Regions from separate parts of the Mus musculus genome. Here region 1 is linked to region 2. The links are chromatin loops, found by intact Hi-C in ENCODE. Cell type or tissue: left cerebral cortex. All regions are shown on one strand. Links, peaks and the distances in the headings refer to the core of each region. The heading gives the core; the rest is flanking DNA. Region 1 has its middle 91 kb from the start of Gm34521. Region 2 holds the start of Sh3bgrl (SH3-binding domain glutamic acid-rich protein like).

Region 1 (12,905 bases), core at 3,315-11,314, 260 kb after region 2:
CAGTGTCTTTTGGCTTGCAGAAGCTTTGCAATTTTATGAGGTCCCATTTGTTGATTCTTGGTCTTACAGCACATGCCATTGCTGTTCTGTTCAGGAATTTTTCCCCTGTGCCCAAATCATCTAGGCTTTTCCCCACTTTCTCCTCTATAAGGTTCAGTGTCTCTAGTTTTAAGTGGAGTTCCTTGATCCACTTAGACTTGAGCTTTATACACGGAGATAAGAATGGATCAATTCACATTCTTCTACAGGATAACAGTCAGTTGTGCCTGCACCATTTGTTGAAAATGCTGTCTGTTTTTCTACTGGATGGTTTTAGCACCCTTGTCAAAGAACAAGTGACCATAGGTGTGTTGGTTCATTTCTAGGCCTTCAATTCTATTCCATTGGTCTACATGGCTGTCGCTATACCAGTACCATGCATTTTGTTTTGTTTTGTTTTTTTTTTTTTATCACAATTGCTCTGTAGTACAATTAATGTTAGGCATGGTGATTCCACCAGAGGTTTTTTTATTGTTGAGAAGAGTTTTTGCTATCTAGGTTTTTTATTTTTCAAGATGAATTTGCAAATTGCCCTTTCTAACTCAGTGAAGAATTGAGTTGGAATTTTGATGGGAATTGCATTGAATCTGTAGATTGATTCTGAAAAAAATAGCCATTTTTACTATATTAATCCTGCCAATCAATGCACTTTGGAGACCTTTCCATCTTCTGAGATCTTCTCTGATTTCTTTCTTCAGAGACTTGAAGTTCTTATCATGAAGAACTTTCACTTCCCTAGTTAGAGTCACACCGATGTATTTTATATTATTTGTGACTATTGAGAAGGGTGTTGTTTCCCTAATTTCTTTCTCATTCTGTTTATCCTTTGTGTAGAGAAAGGCCACTGATTTGTTTGAATTAATTTTATATCCAGCTACTGCACTGAAGCTGATTATCAGGTTTAGGAGTTCTCTGGTGGAATTTTTAGGGTCACTTATATATACTATTATACTGTTGGCAAATAGTGATATTTTGACTTCTTCCTTTCCAATTTGCATCCTCTTAATCTCCTCTTGTTGTTCTGGCTAGGATTTCAAGTACTATATTGAATAGGAAGGGAGAAAGTTGGCAGCCTTGTCTAGTCCCTGATTTTAGTGGGATTGCTTCAAGTTTCTCTCCATTTAATTTGATGTTGGCTACTGGTTTTCTGTATATTGCTTTTATTATGTTTAGGTATGGGCCTTGAATTCCTTATCTTTCTAAGACTTTTATCATGAATGGGTGTTGGATTTTGTCAAATGATACCCCAGCATCTAAAAAGATGATCATGTGGTTTTTGTCTATGAGTTTGTTTATATAGTGGATTGTGTTGGTGGATATCTGTATATTAAGCCATGCCTGCATCCTTGGGATGAAGACTACTTTTCATGATGGATAATCATTTTGATGTGTTCTTGGATTCTCTTAGGAGAATATTATTGAGTATTTTTGCATCAATATTCATAAGAGAAATTGATCTGAAATTATCTTTATTTGATGGGTCTTGATGTGGTTTAGGTATCAGATTAATTGTGGCTTCATAGAATGAGTTGGGTAGAGTTCCCTCTACTTCTATTTTGTGGAATAGTTTGTGCAGAACTGGAATTAGATCTTCTTTGAAGGTCTGGTAGAACTCTGCACTAAACATATCTGGTCCTGGTCTTTTTTTGGTTGGGAGACTATTAATGCCTGCTTCTATTTCTTTAGGGGATATGGGACTGTTTAGATCATTTATCTGATCCTGATTTAAATTTGGTACCTGGTATCTGTCTAGACCATTGTCCATTTCATTCAGGTTTTCCAGTTTTGTTGAGAATAGGCTTTTGTAATAGGATCTGATGTGGTTCTGATTTCCTCAGGTTCTGTTGTTATGTCTTCCTTTTCATTTCTGATTTTGCTTATTAGTATCCTGTCCCTGTGCCCTCTAGTTAGTCTGGCTAAGGGTTTATCTATCTTGTTGATTTTCTCAAAAAACAAAAACAAAAACAAAAAACAAAACAAAACAAAACAAAACAAAAAACAAGCTCCTGGTTTGGTTGATTCTTTGTATAGTTCTTTTTTGTTTCCACTTGGTTGATTTTAGCCCTGAGTTTGGTTATTTCCTGCAGTCTACTACTCTTGGGTAAATTTGCTTCCTTTTGTTCTAGAGCTTGTAGGTGTGGGGTCAAGCTGCTAGTGTGTGCTTTCTCTAGTTTCTTTTTGGTGGCACTCAGAGCTATGCTTTTTCCTCTTATGACTGCTTTCTTTGTGTTCCATAAGTTTGGGTATGTTGTTGCTTCATTTTCATTAGACTCTTAAAAGTCTTTTATCTCTTTCTCTATTTCTTCCTTGACCAAGGTATCGTCGAGGAGAGTGTTTTTCAGTTTCCACATGAATGTTGGCTTTCTATTATTTATGTTGTTATTGAAGATCAGCCTTAGCCCTTGGTGATCTGATAGGATGCATGTGATAATTTCAATATTTTTGTATCTGTTGAGGTTTGTTTTGTCATCGATTGTATGATCAGTTTTGGAGAAGGTAACCAGGAGATGTTGAGAAGAAAGTATATCCTTTTGGTTTAGTATAAAATGCTCTGTATATATTTGTTAAATCCATTTGTTTTATAACTCCTGTTAGTTTCAATGTGTCTCTGTTTAGTTTTGTTGTCCAGGATCTGTCTATTGGTGAGAGTAGGGTATTGAAGTCTCCCAATACTATTGTGTGTGGTACAATGTGTGCTTTGAGCTTACTAAGGTTTCTTTAATGAATGTGGCTGCCCTTGCATTTGGAGCATAGATATTCAGAATTGAGAGTTCCTCTTGGAAGATTTTACCTTTGATGAGTATTAAGTGCCCCTCCTTTTCTTTTTTGATAACTTTGGGTTGGAAGTAGATTTTAATCAATATTAGAATGGCTACTCCAGCTTGTTTCTTTGCACCATTTTCTTGCAAAATTGTTTTCCAGCCTTTTCTTCTGAGGTAGCTTCTGTCTTTGTGCCCGAGTTGCGTTTGCTGTATGCAGCAAAATGTTGGGTCCTGTTTCCCTAGCCACTCTTTTAGTCTATGTCTTTTTATTGGGGAATTGTATCCATTGATATTAAGAGATGTTAAGGAAAAGTAATTGTCACTTCCTGTTATTTTTGTTGTTAGAGTTGGGATTCTGTTCTTGCAGCTATCTAATTTTAGGTTCATTGAAAAATACTTTTCTACTTTTTTAGGGTATAATTTCCCTCCTTATTTTGGAGTTTTCCCTTTATTATCCTTTGTAGGACTGGATTCTTGGAAAGATATTGTGAGAATTTGATTTTGTCATGGAATACTTTGGTTTCTCTATCTATGATAATTGAGAGTTTTGCTGGGTATAGTAGCCTGGTCTGGCATTTGTGTTCTCTTAGGGTCTGTATAACATCTGTCCAGATTCTTCTAGCTTTCATAGTTTCTGGTGAGAATTCTGGTGTAATTCTAATAGGTCTGCCTTTATATGTTACTTGACCTTTTTCCTTTACTGATTTTAATATTTTATCTTTTTTAGTGCATTTATTGTTCTGATTATTATGGTCAGGAGGAATTTCTTTTCTGGTCCAGTCTATTTGGAGTTCTGTAGGCTTCTTGTATGTTCATGGGCATCTCTCTCTTTAGGTTAGGGAAGTTTTCTTCTATAATTTTGTTGAAGGTATTTACTGACCCTACAAGTTGAAAGTCTTCATTCTCATCTATACCTATTATCCTTAGGTTTGGCCTTCTCATTGCGTCCTAGATTGCCTGGATGTTTTGAGTTAGGATCTTTTTTGAATTTTGCATTTTCTTTGATTGTTGTATCTAGGTTTTCTATGGAATCTTTTGTACCTTAGTTTCTCTCTTACAACTCTTATATTCTGTTGCTGATGTTCCCATCTATGGTCCTAGATTTCTTTCCTAGGATTTCTATCTCCAGAGTTTTCTCCCTTTGCGATTTCTTTATTCTTTCTACTTCCATTTTTAGGGCTTGGATGGTTTCTTTCAAATCTTCCACCTGTTTGGTAGTGCTTCCTTGTAACTCTTTAAGGAATTTTTTGTATTTCCTCTTTAAGGGCTTCTAGCTGTTCACCTGTCTTCTCCTATATTTCTTTAAGGGAGTTATTTATTTCCTTCTTAAAATCCTCCATAATGATCATGAGAAGTGACTTTAGATCCATATCTTTCTTTTCTGGTGTGATGGTGTAACCATGACTTACTATGGTGGGAATATTTGATTCTGATGATGCCAAGTAACCTTGGTTTCTGTTCCTTCTGTTCTTATGCTTGCCTCCTGCCATCTGATTATCTCAAGTGCTTGCTGCCTTCAAGAAATCTGATTGTAGCCTGTCCTTCCTATAATCCTGGTTGATTCAGAACTCCTCAGAGTCCATCTTTCTCTGTGATTCCAGGCTCCTGTGAACCTGAGTTTTTGGGTGTTTCAGAGTTCTTGACAGTCAAGCTTCTTCTGAGACCCTGAGATCCTGTTGTGACCAAAATCCTGGTAACTGGGATTCTGAAATCCTAAGATCCTGGACATGTTACAGCTCCTGGAAGTCATGTCCCCTCTGGGTACTATGGGTTGTCTGTTTTTTTTTTTTTTTTTTTTTTTTGAAACCGAGGTATACCAGCACCAATTGGAAGGAACCCAAGCCACTGGTCAGGGAGGGTTCCTGTGTCCTTGCTTCTGGTGTCACAGGCCTGTCACATTTCATTTGGAACAGATGTTGTGTTCCACTCACCAGTGATCCTAAGATCCTGGTCATGCTATGGCACCTGAGGCATGGAGAGTCTTCTAAGGACCGTGGGACTGTCTGTTGGTTTCTCACCCAAGGTAGCCTGAGCTGGCACCTACTGGAAGGTTGGATTATCTTTGTACTGTAATTTAATGATCCCTTTGGACCAATTAGAGGAAAATTTATATCGTTACATTCTAATTATGGTATACAAAAGTATGATCTTAATGTGTATATATTATATTGTATGTAGATAAGATATAAATGTCTTACTTTGACTCTTCTGCTTTGCATGTTTTGTTTATGCACGTGAGTGTCATCATTGTCATGTGCTGAATCACTCAATTTAGTCTTAAGTTATAGACTTCTTGGCCATGTATCCTGTACATCATGTGTACATCCTGTACACATTTTCTAGCACAGTACATTCTAGTGTTTAATCAAAATTTATTCAAATAAGCTAGATTTAAATAGATACAATGTTGTTATGTAATTACTTATTAAAATGTGTCAAACTCCTTTTTAGAGTGATCTTATAGTGACTTAAGGATAATGAATTGTATCTGGTTGTCATATTTTAGTCGTCTATACTGTGGGTTTTATTCCTGATTTTCATTAAATTATGACACTGGCATTTTAAAATAAATATTTACAGACCATCATTTAAGTCTGATTTGTTTCCTCCTACAAAAATTTATGTCATATAATTTTATAATACCATGTAAAGTTAAGTATTTAATTTTAGTATTCAAACTCTTTGTTAATTATTCTCTTTTCCCCACCTTTAGCTCATTTCTCTCCAGTATTACTTTTTAATAATTTGTTTACAAGGTTATTTATTTTTTTCCCATCCATTACACTAATGATGCTCACATTATACTGTGGCATCTTCATTTTTCTATGCTTATCTCCACTTTATCAGAGCCAATCTGACAGTGCACAATTTCACATAGGTTTTCTTTTACTCTCTGTAATTTCTGTTTCCCAAATTTGTTTTTCTTGTAGCATCTATGCACATAGTCATGCAACATTTGAAAACTATTTCTATCTACTTCTTTCTGTCATGCTTCTCAGTTCTCCAAATTATTGAGACACGTCTCTTTTATTTCATCTGTAGTGCCAAGCCCAGGTACTGGTAGATGACTGAATGCTTCATATGATAGCATTAGCTATGAACGTTTTGAAAAAGTAGATCCTTTCAAATGCTTTCGTTAAGTACATAAGCTATCCAGATGAAATCAGTAATTTCAGTGATGTACTTGATGTATTCTTTTAAAATTAATTTTTAAAATTTGGTGCATGAAGTAAGAATATTTATTGTGTTCCTTTCATATATCTGTGTCATTATACTTCTATCTCTCACGATTTTTTGTCATTATCTACTTTCCCCATGATTTTTTGTCTGTCAGTGATAAAGTTCTTTACATATGGTATATAGTTAGTTACATTTAGTTATGATTTTCTTGGACAGAGTTTATTTATTATTTATCTACATGCAATAAAAAAAGATGGCTGGTAAAAAAGGTAGATATCTAACTTTCTATTTTACATGCTATGCAAAATATGACTGATATCAAATCATATTTTCACACTGAAAAATGTATTTTAAAATTCTCAGGGCATCTATTTCTGTTGACTCTATGATGCACAGGTTTAGAGAAAGGGATTTTAGAGTAGGTTATATTATTATCATAATTAAACCATTTAATACAAAGCTCTGTATCATCAAGGAACTGCTAAAATATTCTTAGTGCTCTCATAACATTTTCTGTCATTCCCTCTACTGCAGAGATATTATACTTCTGTTTGTTTCTTCAACCTATTAAATGTAGCTTATTCTTACCTTAATGTTTGTTCAAATTGTTCCCTCTACCAGATAATCGTATGCCTACTACTTTCTTGCCATTTATTTTAGCTTAACTATCATGTGTTCAGAGATCTCTTCTCCTATTCTTTAACATTTCTTTATTGTGTCAATTGATTATATATAATTATTATAATTATGTATAACTATCAGGTATTTTATTGTTTATTGATTAATTGATTGATGGATTGAAACACTAGAGATTAATATTGTGGTTTTATGCATGCTGGGCAAGCACTCTAGTAATATAAGCTAGTAGATCACTATTTGAATATATTTTATATGGTTTCGTGCAGTGAATTTTGTTTGTAAGGACCTACAATGCTTTTGCAAACTTCATGGATTAGCAGATTTTTATTACCTCGTCTCCATTTTTCTCTCTCTCCTGCTTTTATCTTTATATAATATAGCGACAATTTATAAAATTATATTTCTTCAAAGTCCTGGAAATTTTGTGTTCATTTATATTTCTTTTAAATACAAATTGCTCCTGCAACCATTTAGACTGATTTTGGTTTTGAGCCTAATACTGCCACCTACTGTCTTTCCAAAACCATTTCAGGATGAGAACTTGCGTCTAGGTGTAAGAGAATTCTGAGACCCTTGGGACATCCAATATGCTGTTTAACCTGCAAAACATTTACAGAGGTAGACCTCAATAAAATCTTTTAGAATACAAAAAAATTTTTACAGTGTTACCTAGTCAGTACAAATATATACTTAGTACACATTTTCATCCAGGATTGTGAAACTGTTACCACTACTTCTTTTTCATTTTGTGTATATTTTGTACGCTTAAATCCAGGCTTTTGAAGGAAAGTGTTCACAAAGGTGCCTCACCCAATTCTTTGAACATGCAGTGTATTCAGTGCACTTTTCTTTCATGGGTTTCTTTACAATGTAGGTCCTATTTGTCTAGTATTTTTGACATAGATAAAGTTTCTTTCTTTTTTCTTTTCTTCTTTCATGGTCTCATTTGCCTTCACCTGTTTGACTTTGATGAATTCAACTTGTTTAGAATTTCTTCACTGACACCTACATGACTTAGGTATAGTACTTTAGACTGCAGTGGAACCTCCCCTGCCACTTAATTCATGGGATTTCTGTCTTTTTGTTCCTTGCATAGATCGAAATACTTGTTTTTAAAGGTATTTTATTAGCTGAAAGAGTAATAGCACATACCTTTAATACTTTAATATTATTTTATGTGTTTGGGTATTTTTCCTGAATATATGCTTGTTTACATGATGTTTCCTGGTTGTACATTTATCAGCATAAAAAGAGAAACCTTGAAAAAGGACAATCTGAGTGTGGAAAGTAATAAATGAAGAATAATATTATGAATATTCACTGTATATTATACTTATTTGAGTAGAAGAATATGTTGTTTTTTTGGATTATGGCATAATCTTGGAGGAACTATTTTGATTAAATTTATAAAATATTTACTACTCAGGTATAATTTATTTTAACTGGTATGAATTCATTACAATTGCATATTTAGCTCAAGATAAAATAATTTAATTTTGCATGTATACATTTTTTCTAATATTTGATTTGACCATCTCATGTCTCTAATTCCAAAAATCAATGCCTAAAAATCTAACATTTGTCAGACAGCAGTTGTCTATAATATAACAACCCACAAATGCTGTACATATATGGAGTAAATATACATATAAAATTTTATGTAGACTACATTTTTGAGTGAAGTGAAAAGTTTGGAAAATAGAAGGCATAGCATGACCATTTGGTGGAAATCATTTTTTTTTTTCAGATCCAGGGTCCCATAGAAAATACATTTGATATTTGTGTCTATATGTGTGCATTAAAACCTGTTTATACACAGTATATAATTTCAATAGATTTTTTTTCTCACAGTGAAATAAATTATTGGACATTTTTTAATATACATGGTTGATAGTATGGATATATATATATATATATATATATATATATATATATATATATATGTATGAGAAACAAAGGCATTTAGAAAGGAAATTCTAAGAATCGAAGAAAGTAGAATCCAAGGTAAAAATGAACAAATACATTCTAACTTCAAGATTGAGAATCTTTTATGAATTTCTAAACAACTGTCTGAAGTTAAGTGTGATCATTTTAAGAGCAAAGTTAATTGCTAGAGCAAGATATTAAAATACTGTTCATTAAGAGCAAACAAACTTTTTGTTGGGTTATTATTCACCCTTTTAAATGTGGACTTCACCAATGAATACTACAGACCACTTCCGTTGCAAATTGTCTCAGTGGGATCTTTGAGACAGGGAGCTGCTAGCTGTATGAGAAGGAAAGATAAGTGGGTATTGATTGCTCACTGTCTGCTGTAAATACCAGAGTAAATTAGGCTTTGGATGTATTTACGATGAGTAATTATCATTAATATTTTTATTTATCTTGCTAGGCCTATACAATTAAGACATAATAGAAGGCTTAATATAACTTTGATGTCTTTGAGAAATGTATGCAGAAAATTTACATTTAGGAGCCTAAATATGAATTTCATTAAATCTACATTATACAGATTGCCGCTCATCATTGCCTCAAGTGACCATGAAATTTATTTTCTCTGATTTAAATAATACAAATTTGGCATTAACAGTAGGAGAAAAAATAAGTTTTCTGATGGTTAGTCTTGGTTGTCAACTTGACTACAGCTGGAACAGACTACAATCCAGAAATGGAGGGCTTGCTCGTGATTTTTTTTGCTTGGTTTCAAGTGGGTTAATCTACTTCTATTTTAGACTTTTGAGTAGGAAGACACACAACTTTGATAAAGATCTTGAGGTGGGAAGACACACCTTTAATCTGGACCGTATCTTCTGCTGCAAGTTTACATAGGGTCAGAAGAAGGAAGCATTTTCTCTGTCTGTTTGTCCTATCCTTGCTAACAAGGCCATTCCCTCACTGGCATTAAAGTCTGCTTCTTTGGGATTCAGGCATATACTGAAGACCATCTGAGACATCCACCCTTGTGGACTGAACAACTACTGGACTCTTGGACTTTACATTCACAGCCAACCATTGTTTGATTAGCCGATCTGCAGCCCATAAGGCATTCCGAGAAAGAGAGAGAGAGAGAGAGAGAGAGAGAGAGAGAGAGAGAGAGAGAGAGAGAGAGAGAGAGAGAGAGAGATTCATTGTATAAGTTTTATTGCTTAAGAGTACCTTGGCTAATACAAGTTTATTTTTAGGGTTTGATATCTTTTTATTAACAATACTGCCTTCAAGATTTTAAAAGAAAGTAAAGTATTAATTAAATGATTGTCATAACAATGTTCTTATAAAGTAGTATAAATAGTAAAAGTCAATACAGTAATTATTGAGTAGAGGAAGACTTAAAAATAAGCCACACAATTCCTTGAAATAGTAGTATACAGAAGCATGTTTGCCTGGTCTCAGGTTATCATATTTATCGTAATTTTCATGCTTCTTGCTAAATGAGTAAGTGCTTTAAATGACATTTCAACAGGTTCCATCTGCATCTGTTTTGAGTGACTGTCCTATGAGCCAAGCAGCTGTCATCTTGGGGCATTCAGCTGTGCTCCTTGCACATAGTTATTCCAGCTTGGCTTGTTGACAGTTTACATCTTCTGAGACAGTATCCACCTGCTCCCTACAAACTGTCAACTCTGCACGTGGCCTAAGGGAGGGAGTGGATTATATATCAGCATTGGAGGGTGAGAGTACAGGGCTCTGTTATGGGGAAGTCCTCATTCCTGTTTAATAAGGCTTCTAGGCAATGAACATTGTAGGGAGGAGCATCCACATTCCTGTAAGGAAGTGCAATAAACTGATGAGTTGCAGTGTGAACTTTGGGGGAATCTTGCATTGATTTGTTGTTGGAACCTGCATCTCTCACCCCCCCAAAAGGAATATTAGGAAGAACATCTGCATTAAAATTGTTTTGTGCAATGTATTATTATCCAACTTTGATTTATATGGAATATGCAGCAGTTAAATTATAATTTTGGCACTCATAAAAAGAAAGTGTTCATCTATTAGAGTATATATTTAAACATTTCATCAGTATAATGTTTTTTGTAATTTTGATTTTGACAAAGTGTTTGGTAGTCTAGAGGGGCATTGAACTCAACTTTTCTGTCTGTGATTTCATGCATGTATCATCCTGACTGAAAGCAAGGTCCCCGACTCCAGGAATCACTACAAGACAGAACCCAGATACCAAATTCTCAACACAAAGGGTTTTGTATTATTAGAAATCCTCCGGAGGTGTGTGTGTGTGTGTGTGTGTGTGTGTGTGTGTGTTTGTGTGTGTGTATATGTGTGTGTGTATGTGTGTGTGTGTGTGTGTGTGTGTGTGTGTGTATGTATGTGTAGGAGGTTGAAACTAGGGCCTTCATTCATAGGTAGCAGTAGCCACAGAAACACAAGCAAGCAGGATAAGCAAGAAAGCAAGAGAAGCCAGAGACAAGAGAGGGTGTTTCTGAAGGAATGGATTTTCAAGGGGAAAAGCAGGGAGTCTGTGAGAGGGTGAGGTAGTAAATCCTGACTGAATTTTGATTGATGACCTTGGTGTTTTGTCTCAAGAATGAGTCAGTGGCAAAAGAAGAGAATGGGACTTAGGGGCTTACTTTAGGTCAGTAATTTAATAATTTTCAGCAAGGTATAGAGAAGGGTAAAGGGCAAAGCCTATATGCAATTTTTGCCATGCTTGCAGCTGTGTTTGTCATGCATGGGTTTGTTAGAGCCCCTTCACTGCCCATCACAGTTCTGCTTCTCCATGTTTTTTCTATACTTTCACTCCTCCATTCATGCTCAGCAAGCCTTTGAAAAATTCCTTGGATGACTGGTTTTTTTTCCTGGCCATAGTCATGAAAGAGCAGAGGTAGCTCCATCCTTTATTACTCAGAATCAGAAATTTATGACTCATAGTCAAGAAACACTGAGCATAAACCTTTTAAATTCAGGAGATTGGTAATATTTGTTTTAAAAAATCACTATATTATATAAGTGGAGTGAGTCTAGGTACTTATTTTTTGATAGTTCCAAATGAACTTAGGCCCATACATGTTGCAGGAATATTGACATGGAGAAAAAATTTGAAAAGTCAGTATATAAGTCATAGTTAAACTTGTTACTCCTGGGAAAGTGTTTTAACAGTTTCTAATTCACTGCCAGTGCACAGTACCCAAGGCTGCTGAAAGATGATGGAATTTTCTTAAGTATTCAGTTTTCTACAGGAAACCTTATGGTAACTGATGTATTACAGAAATTGGCCTTTTAATCTTTAAGTTTTTTTTTTTTTATCAAGGAACTGTGAAATTCAACTTTTAATAGATTTACACCATGAAATACGTAGCGACTATACATATTGAACTTTCAATAATATTCCTATGTTAACTTAAAGATACAGAAATACTTAAGACACATCAGATTCCTATCTTTCCATTTTTTATTTTTAATACAAAATTATATTTAAAATGCAAAATATATTTACCCAAATTTTCTTTCAATGATGGTTTTGGCATTTATAGAAACTTAAAAAAAAAGCTTTTATTTTTCAATTTTTTTTATTAGATATTTTCTTCATTTAATTTCAAATGCTATCCCAAAAGTCTTCTATACCCTCCCCCCACTCTGCTCCCAACCCATCCACTCCCATTTCTTGGCCCTGGGATTCCACTGTATTGGGGCATATAAAGTTTGCAAGACGAAGGGGCCTCTCTTCCCAATGATGGCCGACTCGGCCATCTTCTGCTACATATGCAGCTAGAGACATGAGCTCTGGGGGTAGTGGTTAGTTCATATTGTTGTTCCACCTATAAGGCTGCAGACCCCTTCAGCTCCTTGGGTACTTTCTCTAGCTCCTCCATTGGGGGCCCTGTGTTCTATCCAATAGATTACTGTGAGCATCCACTTCTGTATTTGTCAGACACTGGCATAGCCTCACCAGAGACAGTTATGTCAGGATCCTTTCAGCAAAATCTTGCTGGCATATGTAATAGTGTCTGTGTTTGGTGGCTGATTATGGGATGGATCCCTGGGTGGAGCAGTCTCTGAATGGTCCATCCTTTTGTCTCAGCTCCAAACTTTTTCTCTGTAACTCCTTTCCTGGATATTTTGTTCCCTATTCTAAAAAAGAATGAAGTATCCATGCATTGGTCTTCCTCCTTCTTGATTTTTTTGTGTTTTGCAAATTGTATCTTGGGTATTCTCTCCTGGGCATATACACAGAAGATGTTCCAACTGGTAATAAGTACACATGCTCCACTATGTTCATAGCAGCCTTGTTTATAATAGCTAGAAGCAGGAAAAAACCCAGATGTTCCTCAA
Region 2 (12,905 bases), core at 2,797-10,796:
ATCAGGCTCCTGTTAGCAAGCATCCACAATAGTATCTGCGTTTGGTGTCTGTATAAGGGATGATCTCTAGGTGGGGCAGTCTCTGGATGGTCATTCCTTCAGTCTCTGCTCCACACTTTGTCCCCACATTTCCTTTAGACAGGAGCCATTCTGGGTTGAAAATTTGGAGATTAGTAGGTGGCCCCATCCCACAAACAGGGGCCTTGCCTAACCTCTGGATATGGTCTCTACAGGTTCTCCCTCCCCTTTGTTGGGCCTTTCAGCTAATCTCATCCCTGTTGAGTTCTGGGAGCCTTTTGATTTCCTTGCATCTCGGACTTGCTGGTCACTACCCTGAGTTCCCCATCTTCCATTGCTACACACCTCTGTTCAATTTCCTGACACTCTTTATATCATCCCCGTCTCTTCCCATATCTGATCCTGCTCCCTTTCCCCTCTCCCCTCCACTCTTTCACCCAAGTCCCTCTAACCCTCTACTTGCTGTGAGTGTGAATATTTTGTTTCCCCTTCTAAGAAGGACTGAAGCAGCCACATTTTGCTCTTCCTTCTTCTTGAGTTTCATATGGTCTGTTAATTGTATCTTGGGTATTCCAAGCACTTGGGCTAATATCCACTTATCAGTGAGTGCATACTATATGTGTTCTTTTGTGATTGGGTTACCTCACTCAGCATGAGAATTTCATGAAGTCATTGTTTTCAATAGCATTGTTTTTCATACTCCATTGTGTACCACATTTTCTGTATCCATTTCTCTATTGAAGGACATCTGGGTGCCAACTTCTGGCTCTTATAAGTAAGACTACTATGAACATAGTAGAGCATGTGTCTTTGCTATATGTTGGAGCATCTTTTGGATATATGTCCAGTAGTGGTATAGCTGGGTCTTCAGGTAGTACTATGTCCAATTTTCTGAGGAACCACTAGATTGATTTCCAGAGTGGTTGTACCAGCTTGCAATCCCATTAACAATGGAGGAGTGTTCCTCTTTCTCCACATCCTCTCCAACATGTGTTGTCCCCTGAGTTTTTGATCTTAGCCATTCAGATTGGTATAAGGTGGAATCTCAGGGTTTTGATTTGCATTTCTTGATGACTAAGGATGCTGAACATTTCTTTAGGTGCTTGTCAGCCATTCTATATTCCTCAGTTAAGAATTCTTGTTTCGCTCTGTACCCCACTTTTAAATAAGGTTATTTGTTTCTCTGGAGTCTAACTTCTTGAGTTCTTTGTATATATTGGATATTAGCCCTCTATCAGATGTAGGGTTGGTAAAGATCTTTTCCCAATCTGTTGGTTGCCATTTTGTCCTATTGACAGTGTCCTCTGCCTTACAGAAGCTTTGCAATTTTATGAGGTACCATTTGTGAATTCTTGATCTTAGAATATAAGCCATTGGTGTTCTATTTAGGAATTTTTTCCCCCATACCCATGTGTTTGAGGCTGTTCCCCACTTTCTCTTCTATTAGTGTCAGTGTATCTGGTTTTATGTGAAGGCCCTTGATACATTTGACCTTGAGATTTGTAAAAAAAGATAAGAATGGATGGGTTTGTATTCTTCTACATGATAACTGCCAGTTGAGCCAGAACCACATGTTGAAAATGCTGTCATTTTTCCACTGGATGGTTTTAGCTCCTTTGTCAAAGATCAAGTGACCATAGGTGTTTAGGTTCATTTCTGGATCTTCAATTCTATTCCATTGGTCTACTTGTCTGTCGCTATACCAGTACCATGCAGTTTTTATCACAATTGATCTGTAGTACAGCTGTAGGTCAGACATGGTGATTACACCAGAAGTTCTTTTATCCTTGAGAAGAGTTTTTGCTATCCTAGGTTTTTTGTTATTCCAGATGAATTTGGAGATTTCCCTTTCTAATTCGTTGAAGAATTGAGTTGGAAGTTTAATGGGGATTGCACTGAATCTGTAGATTGCTTTCGGTAAGATAGCCATTTTTACTATATTGAGCCTGCCAATCCATGAGCATGGGAGATCTTTCCATCTTCTGATATCTCCTTTAATTACTTTCTTCAGAGACTTGAAGTTCTTATCCTACAGATCTTTCACTCCCTTAGTTAGAGTCACGACAAGGTATTTTATAGTATTTGTGACTACTGACAAGGTTGATGTTTTCCTAATTTTATTCTCAGCCTGTTTATTCTTTGTGTAGAGAAAGGCCATTGACTTGTTTGAGTTAATTTTATATCCAGCTACTTCACTGAAGCTGTTTATCAGGTTTAGGAGTTCTCTGGTGGAATTTTTAGGGTCACTTATATATAATATCATATCATCTGCAAAAAGTGATATTCACCTACTAACTAAAATGACAAGTTTGGAGCATTCCTGCTACCAGATGCCAAGGTTCCAGGAGACTAAGTTTCCATGAAACTTTTTCCCTCAGGACTGTGTCCAAGCTTTTGGGCCTACCACCCAGTTTTCATTGGAGTGGGTGTGGCAATAAAGGAAACTTGTCTGAAGGATACTGATGTGTTTGAGTTAATTTTATATCCAGCTACTTTGCTGAACTTGTTTATCAGTTTAGGAGTTCTCTGGTAGAATTTTGAGGTCACTTATGTAGACTATTTTATCATCAGCACATAGTGATATTTTGACTTCTTCTTTTCCAATTTGTATCACTTTGACCTTGTCTTGTTGTCTAATCACTCTGGCTAGGACTTCAAGTACTATATTGTGTAGGTAGGGAGAGAGTGAGCAGCCTTGTCTAGTCCCTGATTTTAGTGGGATTGCTTCAAGTTTATCTCCATTTAGTTTGATGTTGGCTACTCGCATTCTCTATATTGCTTTGACTATGTTTATGTATGGACCTTGATTTCCTGATCTTTCCAAGACTTTTACCAAGAAGGGGTTTTGAATTTGTCAAATGCTTTTTCAGCATCTAATGAGACGTTCACATGGTTTTTTCCTTTGAATATGTTTATGTGGATTACATTGACAGATTTTCGTATATTGAACCATCCCTGCATCCCTGGGATGAAGCCTACTTGATCATGGTGAATGATTGATTTGATGTGTTCTTGGATTTGGTTTGCAAGAATTTTATTGAGCATTTTTACATTGATATTCATAAGGGAAATTGGTCTGAAGTTCTCTCTCTTTTTTTTCTCTCTCTCATTGGATCTGCATGTGGTTTACTTACAAGCATAATTGTGGCTTCATAGAATAAATTGGGTAGTGTTCCTTCTGTTTCTATTTTGTGGAATAGTTTGAAGAGAATTGGAATTACGTCTTCTTTGAAGGTCTGATAGAATTCTGCACTAAACCCATCTGATCCTGGGGATTTTTTTGGTTGGTAGACTTTTAATGACTGTTTCTATTTCTTTAGGGGCTATGGGACTGTTTAAATGATTTATCTGATCCAGATTTAACTTCAGTACCTGGTATCTGTCTAGAAAATTGTCCATTTCATCCAAGTTTTCTAGTATTGTTGAGTATAGGCTTTTGTAGTAGGATCTGATGAATTTTTGGACTTCCTCAGATTCTGTTGTTATGTCTCCATTTTCATTTCCGATTTTGTTAATTAGGATACTGTCCCTGTGCCCTCTAATTAGTCTGATAAGGGTTTATCTATCTTGTTGATTTTCTCAAAAAAACCAGCTCCTGGTTTGGTTGATTCTTTGTATAGTCCTTTTTGTTTCTACTTGGTTGATTTCAGCCCTGAGTTTGATTTTTTCCTGATGTCTAGTCTACTCCTCTTGGGTGAGGTACAATGTGTGATTTGAGCTTTAGTAAAGTTTCTTTTATTAATGTGGGTCCCCTTTCATTTGGATCATTTGGGTTTGCAACCCCATAGGAAGAACAACAATATCAACCAACCAGACCTCCCCAGAGCTCCCAGTGACTAAACCACCAACCAAGGAGTACACATGGAGGGACCCATGGCTCCAGCCACATATGTAGCAGAGTATGGTCTTGTTGGGCATCAATGGGAATAGAGGCCTTTGATCCCCAGTGTAGGGGAATGCCAGTGTGGGGAGGCGGGAGTGGGTGGGTAGGTGGGAAAATACCCTCATAGAAGCAGCGGGAGGAGTGATGGGATGGGATTTTCAGGGGGATAACATTTGAAATGTAAATAAAGCAAATATCCAGAAGAAAAAAAAGAAAATATCCAACAAAAATAAAATAAAATTTAACTGTAATCTCTTGGGTCTATTCAGTTTATCAGCATTTCTGTATGAAATATTAAAATGTAAAATTGCATTTATTATTATTATTATTATTATTATCATTATGTGTGAACAATACACATGGGCAGTATGTGTGCATGTGTTTGTGTATGTGTGTCTGTGTATGTTTGCTTGTGTGGTGTTCATGTGTGCCTGGTCACACATGTGCCCATGGTGTATGTATAGAGATCAAAGGACAGTTCTTTGGAGTCAGTTTTCTTTTGTTTTTATTTTTCAAGATTTATTTATTTTTATTTATATGAGTACGCTGTAGATCTCTTCAGACACACACCAGAAGAGTGCATTGGACCCCATTTTAGAAGGTTGTGAGCCACCATGTGGTTGCTGTTTATTGAACTCAGCACCTTTAGAAGTCAGTGCTCTTAACTGCTGACCCATCTGTCCAGCCTAGGAGTCAGTTTTCTTTTCCACCCACCTCAGCTGTTAAGCAAGAAAGTGCCCCACAGACTTTCCTACAAGAGTTTTCTGACTTGATGTATCTCATTCCAGATAAATCTAGCTTGGGTCAAGCTGTCAAAAAACTAGCTAAGAGAATTATTTATATAACTTTTGGTATGCCTATAAATTTGAAACACATAAAACCATTCAAGATCATATTTTTTTAACATAGGAGAATACAAAAGTATATTTTTTGTACATAGCAATTTATAATAAATAACAATTCAAAATACCCTCTCCTTCCATACCATTACTTTTAACTTCTTGTCGCCTGCTCTATCCCTACCTGGAAAAGCTGATCTGTAACACAGGGGAAATTATCTTTAGGTCCTGGGGCTGTGTTCAATTAAGAGACACAATGTCATTAAGTTGACTGTGCTGGCTGGGAATTCCTGAACCCAAGTAATCTTAACTGAGTAGTAAGGGCTATGGCATTCATTGGTGTTCAGGGTCTTCTAAGTTTTCTGCACACAATCTGGGTTTATTTTTAAGTTTTGAGAGACACTGGCCTTTGGTTGTCATGATTTCCTAAGGAAATAGATTATACTGTTTGATCCAACCCAGTTTATTCAAATTCACCGTAACCTTTCCAGGCAAATGCTCTCGGGCAATTTCTCTATAGAAAATTTAAGCAGTAATGACCATTCTATGATACCCATCTCAAGGATAGCTCAAAGTAGGGAAGAACGGCATAAGGATATCCATTACCTTTATGTTAGAAATATTGGTAATAGTCTCTCCTAAAAATGTATCAGAAGTCTTATCATTAAGAATCATCAGGTTTTATGTATAAAACAAGTTATTGACTTATATTCACTAAGACAAGTATATCTATTACAGAACTGTACATGTGTATGTGTGTGTGTGCGTGCATGTGTGTATGTACTTGAAATCCAACTTTGGGTCTTAGTGTGATCTATAAGAGATCTACACATCTAGCCTCATTTTTCTAATAGATAAAGCCCACCAGATTCTTTGCTAATGCTACCATTCAGTTTTCTGGGAATAATTGATTGTGTTCAATAGTTTATAGACTAATTAGAAATATTTTGTTATTCCTGTTTTTTTTTCATTTTAAGAGTCTCTAAGTCTAAACAGTTAATGTAGAACTCCAAACAAGTTGTACAGTGATAACATAAAAGAAACAATATAGATTTTTTCAAAATCATGATTATGATTTATGATTATAAAGATTTTTCTAATCAAGTGAATTGGCAAGTAAAATTAACAGTAGCCATGATGTTGGTAATGAAGATGGTGGCTAGATTTTTCTCATTTACTGTACTTGATAATTTGTAGAAAGTCATTTTGTTTGGTTGATTTTTGATTTTTAAGAGACTTACCCTGTAGCATAGTCTAGCATCTAATTCCTGGCAATCATGTTTTACTATTCCAAGGGCAGAGATTACAGGTATGAGACAGCAACGGCAAAAAAGTACTTCCAAAGTATTTTCAGATGATTGGTTTTTTTCTTTTCTTTTCTTTTTTCTTTTTTTTTTTCTCTCTCTGCAATTCCTCTCCTCATTTTGGACTTGTTGATTTTTTTTTTTCTCTGCAATTTCCTCTCATTCTAGGGTTGTAGTTTTTTTCTTTGCAATTTCCTCCTTCATTCTAGAGTTGTCGCTTAGATCTCCTGCAAATTCTCACTAAAAAAATGTTCCATATTTTAGCAAAACTCTGAACAAAAAGAACCTATTCTGTGCTTTCCGGTTTGGGGAAACTTGAAACTTCTCTCCAGCCCTCCTCCTCTCCTCGTGCAGCTTTTCAGTATTCAACTCCTGCTGCCAACTAAGGTTAAAAAAAAATCACTTACTTCATTATTGGCATCTTAAAATATACAAGGCTTTGATAACGTGGGCTTAAAGACATTTAAAGTAGTGTCTGGATTCAATATAAAGCTAGCTTTAGGCTATCTTATTTGCATACATTTCTGAGCAGGAAGTAACAAGCAAAACTTCTGGTGTTCATGGGAACCGGTCCTTTATTCTAATCGAATATTTCTTTTTTTCTTACCCCTTCTTTTATTTCTCCCTTGCCCCCTTCCCGGAGAGGGAATAGTCAAAAAGAATTGTTTCAACAGATCTCGCGGTGCTGTTCGAGATCCTGTGTTTTAAAAAAACAATTTAGAAATGATGCAAATGAGCCTGAGCCTTCCGGGGTTTGGGGCTGGGATTGCAGAGCTGGAAGCTCATTGAAAGCAGCCGCTGGTGGAGGCGGGGCTCTGGCCAGTTATCCTTCCACCTTCCCCCACCCTCCTCATCCAACCTCTGTTTGGCCCTTAGCTCGGTTCCAGCCGTTGCTGCAGCTGTTTCCCAGCCCTTTTCAAGACTCCAGCGACCGACCAGAAGCCCTTGTTTCCAGGATGGTGATCCGTGTATATATTGCATCTTCTTCTGGCTCTACGGCGGTAAGGAGAGTGGGAGCCCACCTTTGTTGTTTTCCAACACACTAGTCCTCTTCTGCCCCAGAACCGTTAAATTGAAGAAGTTACACTGGAAGCTTCTCCTTAGAAGACGCAAGCATCGCCCAGAGTACCCCCTTCTTTCCTTTCTTCCTTTGTTGCGTCGATTTATTTATTTATTTATTTTCTCCCGTGGAGTTAGCTTTGTTTGCCTTGAGACGTTAGTGTTCGTTTCTAAAGGAAAAAGAAAACTACCAAGTTTAGGAGATAACTGGTAAAGGGACTTCACGGTTAGGTGAAGTCAAGTAAAATAAAAAACAAGTGGCTTTCAGGTTTTTTAGAGTGAGACATTTATGAAATATGCTCTGAGTACCGAGTTCAGGGGAAGTAGTGCATTTCTGTAAAGGATGAGGGTGCTGATGGGAAGGGAAGGGAAGGGAAGACTTCTGAGTACTGGAATTATTGTGAAGCCACTGGAATGGACTTATTTAGAGAGCGTGCAGGTGGGGTATATAATTTTAAAAATAGGCGAAAGTCAGGGGCAATGATACAAATGATTTTTTAAAAAAGTTCTTCTCCTCTTCCACCTCCTTCCCCTCCTCCTCTCCCCTTCTCTTTCTTCCTGGAATATGAAGCCATTTAAAAAAAATAATGTTGTATGAGACCTCCCCCCCCCCACTGGATCTTATTTTGAGTTTTTCCTTTCCTTCGAAAGATTTTCTTTCTAAAACCCACTCTTTCAAGACTGTTGAAAATGGAGGCAAGAACATGTGGCAACTGAGTTGCTGGCTCTTCATAGGATTTGGTTTTCTTCTTTGATTCATTTGCCAATTGTTAACTTAGAATAACAGTTTTTACCATATCTGAGGAACATTGGGTAAACTGAGGTGAAAGCTGGAATGCATACTCCTGTCACATGAAAGAGCTTCTGTTCCAGCAACCCCAGGAGGAAAAATAAAGGCCCTCAAGTGGCAGAAGCAGATGTGTGGGCTCAGGAATTTGAATGTAGAAAACTCCTCTAGCTTTAGAGTGGCAGAGATCCCAGGTTGCTGGGTTGTTGTCATTTACATTTAGTAGGATTTGGAATAGAGCTGAAGGCTATATGAAATCACCAGAACCATGAACCTTGAACTTTGTCTTTGCCAACATGTGTGGGTGTGTTTAGACGGGCTTTCAAAATATAAGGAAGCCTACTCTTAAAGTTATGGAGCAAACGTTTTGTTTGAAAAAATAGAAATGTTTATTATTTCCTTTGGACCCTACTTTAGAAGCATCTTGTCTTCCATACCTAACATTCTGATACCTCAGAGTAAAACATGGGTTACCGAATATCAATCTACTACATTAACTGCATTTTCAAAACCCAGCTTAATGCCTTTGGTTAATCCTTATTAGATTGACCCTCTCAAGCACTTAGGTTTTGTTGTTGTTGTTGTTTTGTGAGGTATGCAGTTTCAACACTGGTATTTGTTCTTTGCTTTCTCTATCTTCTATTTCTCTCCCAGAAGTAAACTCAAGGAGAAACTGCTTTAAGAATTTCACCAAGTAATAGAGTCACACCCCCCCCTCTTTGTTAAGACATAAAATGTCTAAGTGCCCAAGAAAGGATTAAGAGTTTATTAGATGATTCAAATGACAGATACTCATGTTGTTTTGTCTTTTGTTTCTATTGTTTCTTCATGGATAATTAATGCACTAATTACATTTTTATGAAAATGCCAAAATGAAAGATTTCTTATTATACTCTGGCAATTTTTAAAAAATAATCCTAAAATAGTACAAAGAGTATCTTAAAGGAGAACTACTTAATATGAATGGGGCGGTGGCTGTTTCCTTGAGGAAGGAAATTTCAGTTTGCAGTACCGAAATTTTCTTTAAGATAGCAAAAAAGCATTGTCCTTTTAACAAATGATTTAGAAATTTGGGGGCAAGTGTTCTCATGGGATCTTAAAAAAAAAAAACCTGAAAAGATACATACTTGTAAGTTATTAGTTGTCTAATGAGTGCTTTAAGTGTTTGGCTTTGGCTTGATAATATGTATGTATTGAATGATTTGCCTGCATATGTATACTGTGTGAATACAATGCCCATGGAGACCAGAAGAAGGTGTTGGGTCGGTCCCTGGAGCTAGAGTTCCAGATGGTTATGAGCCACCACGCGGATGCTGGGAACTGAATCCAGGTCCTTTGCAAGAGGAATGAGTGCTCTTGACTATTTGAGCCATCTCTGCAGCTCTGAATCGATTTTCCTGACTGTTAAAAAAATCAGCAATATTAGGTGGTCAGTTGTTCTGTGAATCATCTAGAGCAGCAATAATAAGCAATATTATTTTTACAGCCCAAGACTTCTCATATTTCTCAGCCTGATTTAAAAAAAAAAACACTTAAAATGTGTTCTCTTCTCTGCCCTAATACACAGGAGTCATGCTTGTTCCTCAAGGTTAAAAATATAATCAAATAGATTAGACTTTTCAGTGGATTCTATTGTTTGTTTGTTTTCCAGACAGGGTTTCTCTGTGTATCCATGGTTGTTTTAGAACTTACTGTAGACCTGGCTGGCCTTGAACTCAGAGATCCACCTGCCTCTGCCTCCCAAGTGATGGGATTAAAGGTGTGCATTACTACCACCCAGAGGCACTGGATTCTCCATAGTAACTCTAGTAAGAATAGCAGATAGGAATGATTAAGTTGTCTCAGGCAGTCTCACATATTCTTGACAATAATGCCATGATTATGTTTCTTTCAGAAAAGGAGATGCAGATAGAGAGAGGTTAAGTAACTTCCCCAGTGCCGTAATGCTTCGACGCCAGAGTTTTAGTGTAGGGAAACTTGCTTAAGTTTAGACGTGTGTTTAAAATATATTATATGCTGACAGTGATGCAGAGCAGCTAGTAGGCATGAAGATGTAAATGTGAACATGACTTTAGATGTTTAGAGAATGAGAAAGTCCTGTAGGTTGAAACGAATTGCCTAGGCATGTCCATAAGTGGGGACCATGTAGTAAGGATTGAGTTTCCAGTTGTTCACAGAAAGTGAATTCTGTGTGTTCATATTTTGTTTCTTATCACTTCTTAGTCCAACTTAACATCTGTTCTCAATTTTTGAGATAAGCACTCATTGCCCAACTTAGACTCAAATTTAGTGATCCTCTTGGTGCCTTCCAAATGTGAGGACTACCATAGATTTGTGTTACCACATCTGGCTTTCTATTACCTGTCTGTTTAGAATTGTTTGTGTTTACTATTGATGTGATGTCATGTAGTAGCATATGTTTGAGTTTAGATCGCAACGCCTTGTAAATTTATATTTAGAAGAAAAGGTATATTAAACTCAATGTCTACATAACTTAACAAGTTGCAGTAACTTTTATCAACAAACAAACAAACAAACAAACAAAACAACATTGTTGAAATTATCAAACTGATGAGAGATTGGGAAAGTTTTAGTTGGCTTAGGAGAATTTTACCCTTCTTTCTTCCAGATATATATTGATGTCCTCTATGCATTCTGTGGGCACTGGTGCAGAAACTTGAAGGGTATGGTATATAGGAGGTTTCTCAGGATTTCATTTAGGGAATAGCATATGCAATGATTTTTCTCTTTTTTGTTTCTCTTATAATTACTAAAAACAAAGCTAGTTTTAGGGTGGATTCTATGATGGTAATCACAAATAATAAAAACAAGGGAATGAACTGAATACTTTTGATCAAGTCACAACTCCTGACTCACACTATTTTCATCATTTGGAATTTATATGTAGAGCAGGAAGGCACTGTTTTTTTGTCAGGTGGTTCTTTAGTAATTATGTTAGGTGACAGAGTTCCTTGTTGTTCTGTCTTTGCATATATAAATTGAACCCTGGTTTAAAACATGCTTTTGAGCATGTCATAACTGCCAAGCTTTGTTGGAATGGTATTATTTAAAGTTATTCATAAACTAGTTAGAAGATCAAACTCAGAAACTACCAAATGAATAGGCATACTTTTAGGAAATTCCAAGCTGTAGAGAATGTTGACTTTCCAGTGCCAAGTGCAAAGTCTGAATGAAGAATCAGTACCTTAGTTTGGTAAGCAGTACTTGAAAGCTAATTTCCCTGTAACAGTAGTAAAGCCACTGGAATAGTTTATCCTATCTTAAAAAGGCTTAAGAAACATGTTTCCCATCCAAGTACTAATCAGGCCCCATCCTGCTTAGCTTCCGAGATCAGATGAGATGGGATGTGTTCAAAGTTGTATGGCCATAAACAGGAACCGTCTCAATGGTAGTGGCTCTTATGACTTGGAAATGGTTAAAACTCTAATAGCTATTCTACCTGGCAGAATGTAATATGATAGGTAAGCGTCATAACCTCATAGAAGAAAAGGGTGATGTGAATTTATTTTTAGCATAAAGACTCATTATTCTGTTGAAGAAAAATAATATCCATAACAACCTTTCTCCCAGAATACTCTGTGTTGAAGTCTAAACACTGTCAGGCTAAATGCTCTAATTCTTTGTGTGTATTCTTAGGTGTGTTTTTTTTCTTTTTTTGCTTTGTTTTGCTCTTGTTTGTTTGTGTTTTGTTTTGTTTTTTTTCCGAGATAGGGTTTCTCTGTGTAGCTCTGACTGTCCTGGAACTCACTTTGTAGACCAGGCTGGCCTCGAACTCAGAAATCTGCCTGCCTCTGCCTCCCAAGTGCTGGGATTAAAGGCTTGCAACACCACACCCGGCTTAGGTGTGTTAAAAAAAAAAACATGCATTGCACAATCAACTACGTATCTTTGACTATATATGTATATTCTTTGAGAAGTTTTTATGTGCATGCGATGTATTTTGTTCATATTCATTCCCTTCCACTAGTCTCCTTAACTCCTCCTGGATCTTCTCCCCATCACTCCAAACTTCTTGTCTTTTTTTTTTTCTTTTAATAAAATAACCTGTCAAGTCAAATTTGTTTTGCTCTTATACAAATTGATGTGGGCCTTCCCCTGGAGCTTGCATAATAAACCTATTGGGGAAAACACCTTTAAAGGAAATTGACTCTCCCTCTGCTAGCGCACCATCAACTGTCAATAGCCCCTCAGCTAAAGGTAGGGACAGATGAGCTGAGCTCCCATCCATGTTACACTATTGATTGGCTTGATGTTGAGCTGACAACTATGAGTCTTTATCGAATATGTTTTGCTTTAACTGGATTATCAAGGGTTAACTTTATATTGTGTTTTATTGGTAAAATTAAGTAGGTTACTAGGGATCTGTTTGCCTTCAATTCTGCCTTGCTACCTAAGTAGAGCCCTTTTAAAATGACAATTTAATTAATTCTTCCTATCTAGACCAAGAAGAGACAAACATACTTGTAGACAAAAAGGGCAGATCTTTTATGACAACCGCTTTTGTTAGCATGAGAGACAAAGGTGACATTTAACACTTGGCCAGCCCAGCAGAGTTTTAAACAGAGGAGTTGTTTTCTAGCCCGCTGCTTTACATTTTGCATATATGGCTGTGGAAAGGGCTGTAGACTTGCAGAACCTATTAAAAATTCAAATAAAAGTTTAAAAATACCATTGCAAATTCACACTCTGCATTTAAAGTGTTCAGGACTGTTGGGCTTTTGTTGTCCTTGTTCTACCTTCTCCTTAGCACAGCTACTCAACATTTGGTGGCAGTAATAGTAAGAAACCGGCATTGTGAGCTCCAGGCCCCGTGCCTAGTTTTGTTTTGTTTTTTTTTTTCCGTATATTATCCCATTTAACTCTTAAAGTACTGTGAAGGGCTGTTAGTAGATCCCTTTCTGTGTTTGAAGAGAGTCTAACTGAGATTCACAAGAGATATTAGGTGTGTATTGATCAGGACCAAAGAGCTAGAAATGGCAGAGCTGGGATTATAA

Evidence for each region. A loop is a pair of places that touch in the nucleus more often than their neighbours do. Peaks named below come from ENCODE experiments on the same cell type or tissue, not always from the same donor. Only the 100,000 strongest peaks of a DNase experiment are listed, where the experiment ranks them.
Region 1: it touches region 2 in a loop (4-fold over the local background); 4 of 42 quality-filtered maps call a loop at or near these places.

Annotation. Positions count from the first base shown.
Region 1 is chrX:109,347,708-109,360,612 of GRCm38, forward strand. No RefSeq gene overlaps it. Among named protein-coding and RNA genes, the nearest start is that of Gm34521, 91 kb to the right of the region's middle. In left cerebral cortex, for the core only: a CTCF peak has its summit at 7,145 (motif pointing left); no DNase peak of the experiment used is centred there.
Region 2 is chrX:109,088,593-109,101,497 of GRCm38, forward strand. Sh3bgrl (SH3-binding domain glutamic acid-rich protein like) reads left to right here and starts at 6,815. Exons shown (of 4, transcript NM_019989.2): 1 at 6,815-7,045. The coding sequence starts at 7,001. In left cerebral cortex, for the core only: no CTCF peak of the experiment used is centred there; DNase peaks (open chromatin) are centred at 6,417, 6,829, 7,390 and 8,041; H3K4me3 peaks cover 2,028 bases; H3K27ac peaks cover 1,089 bases.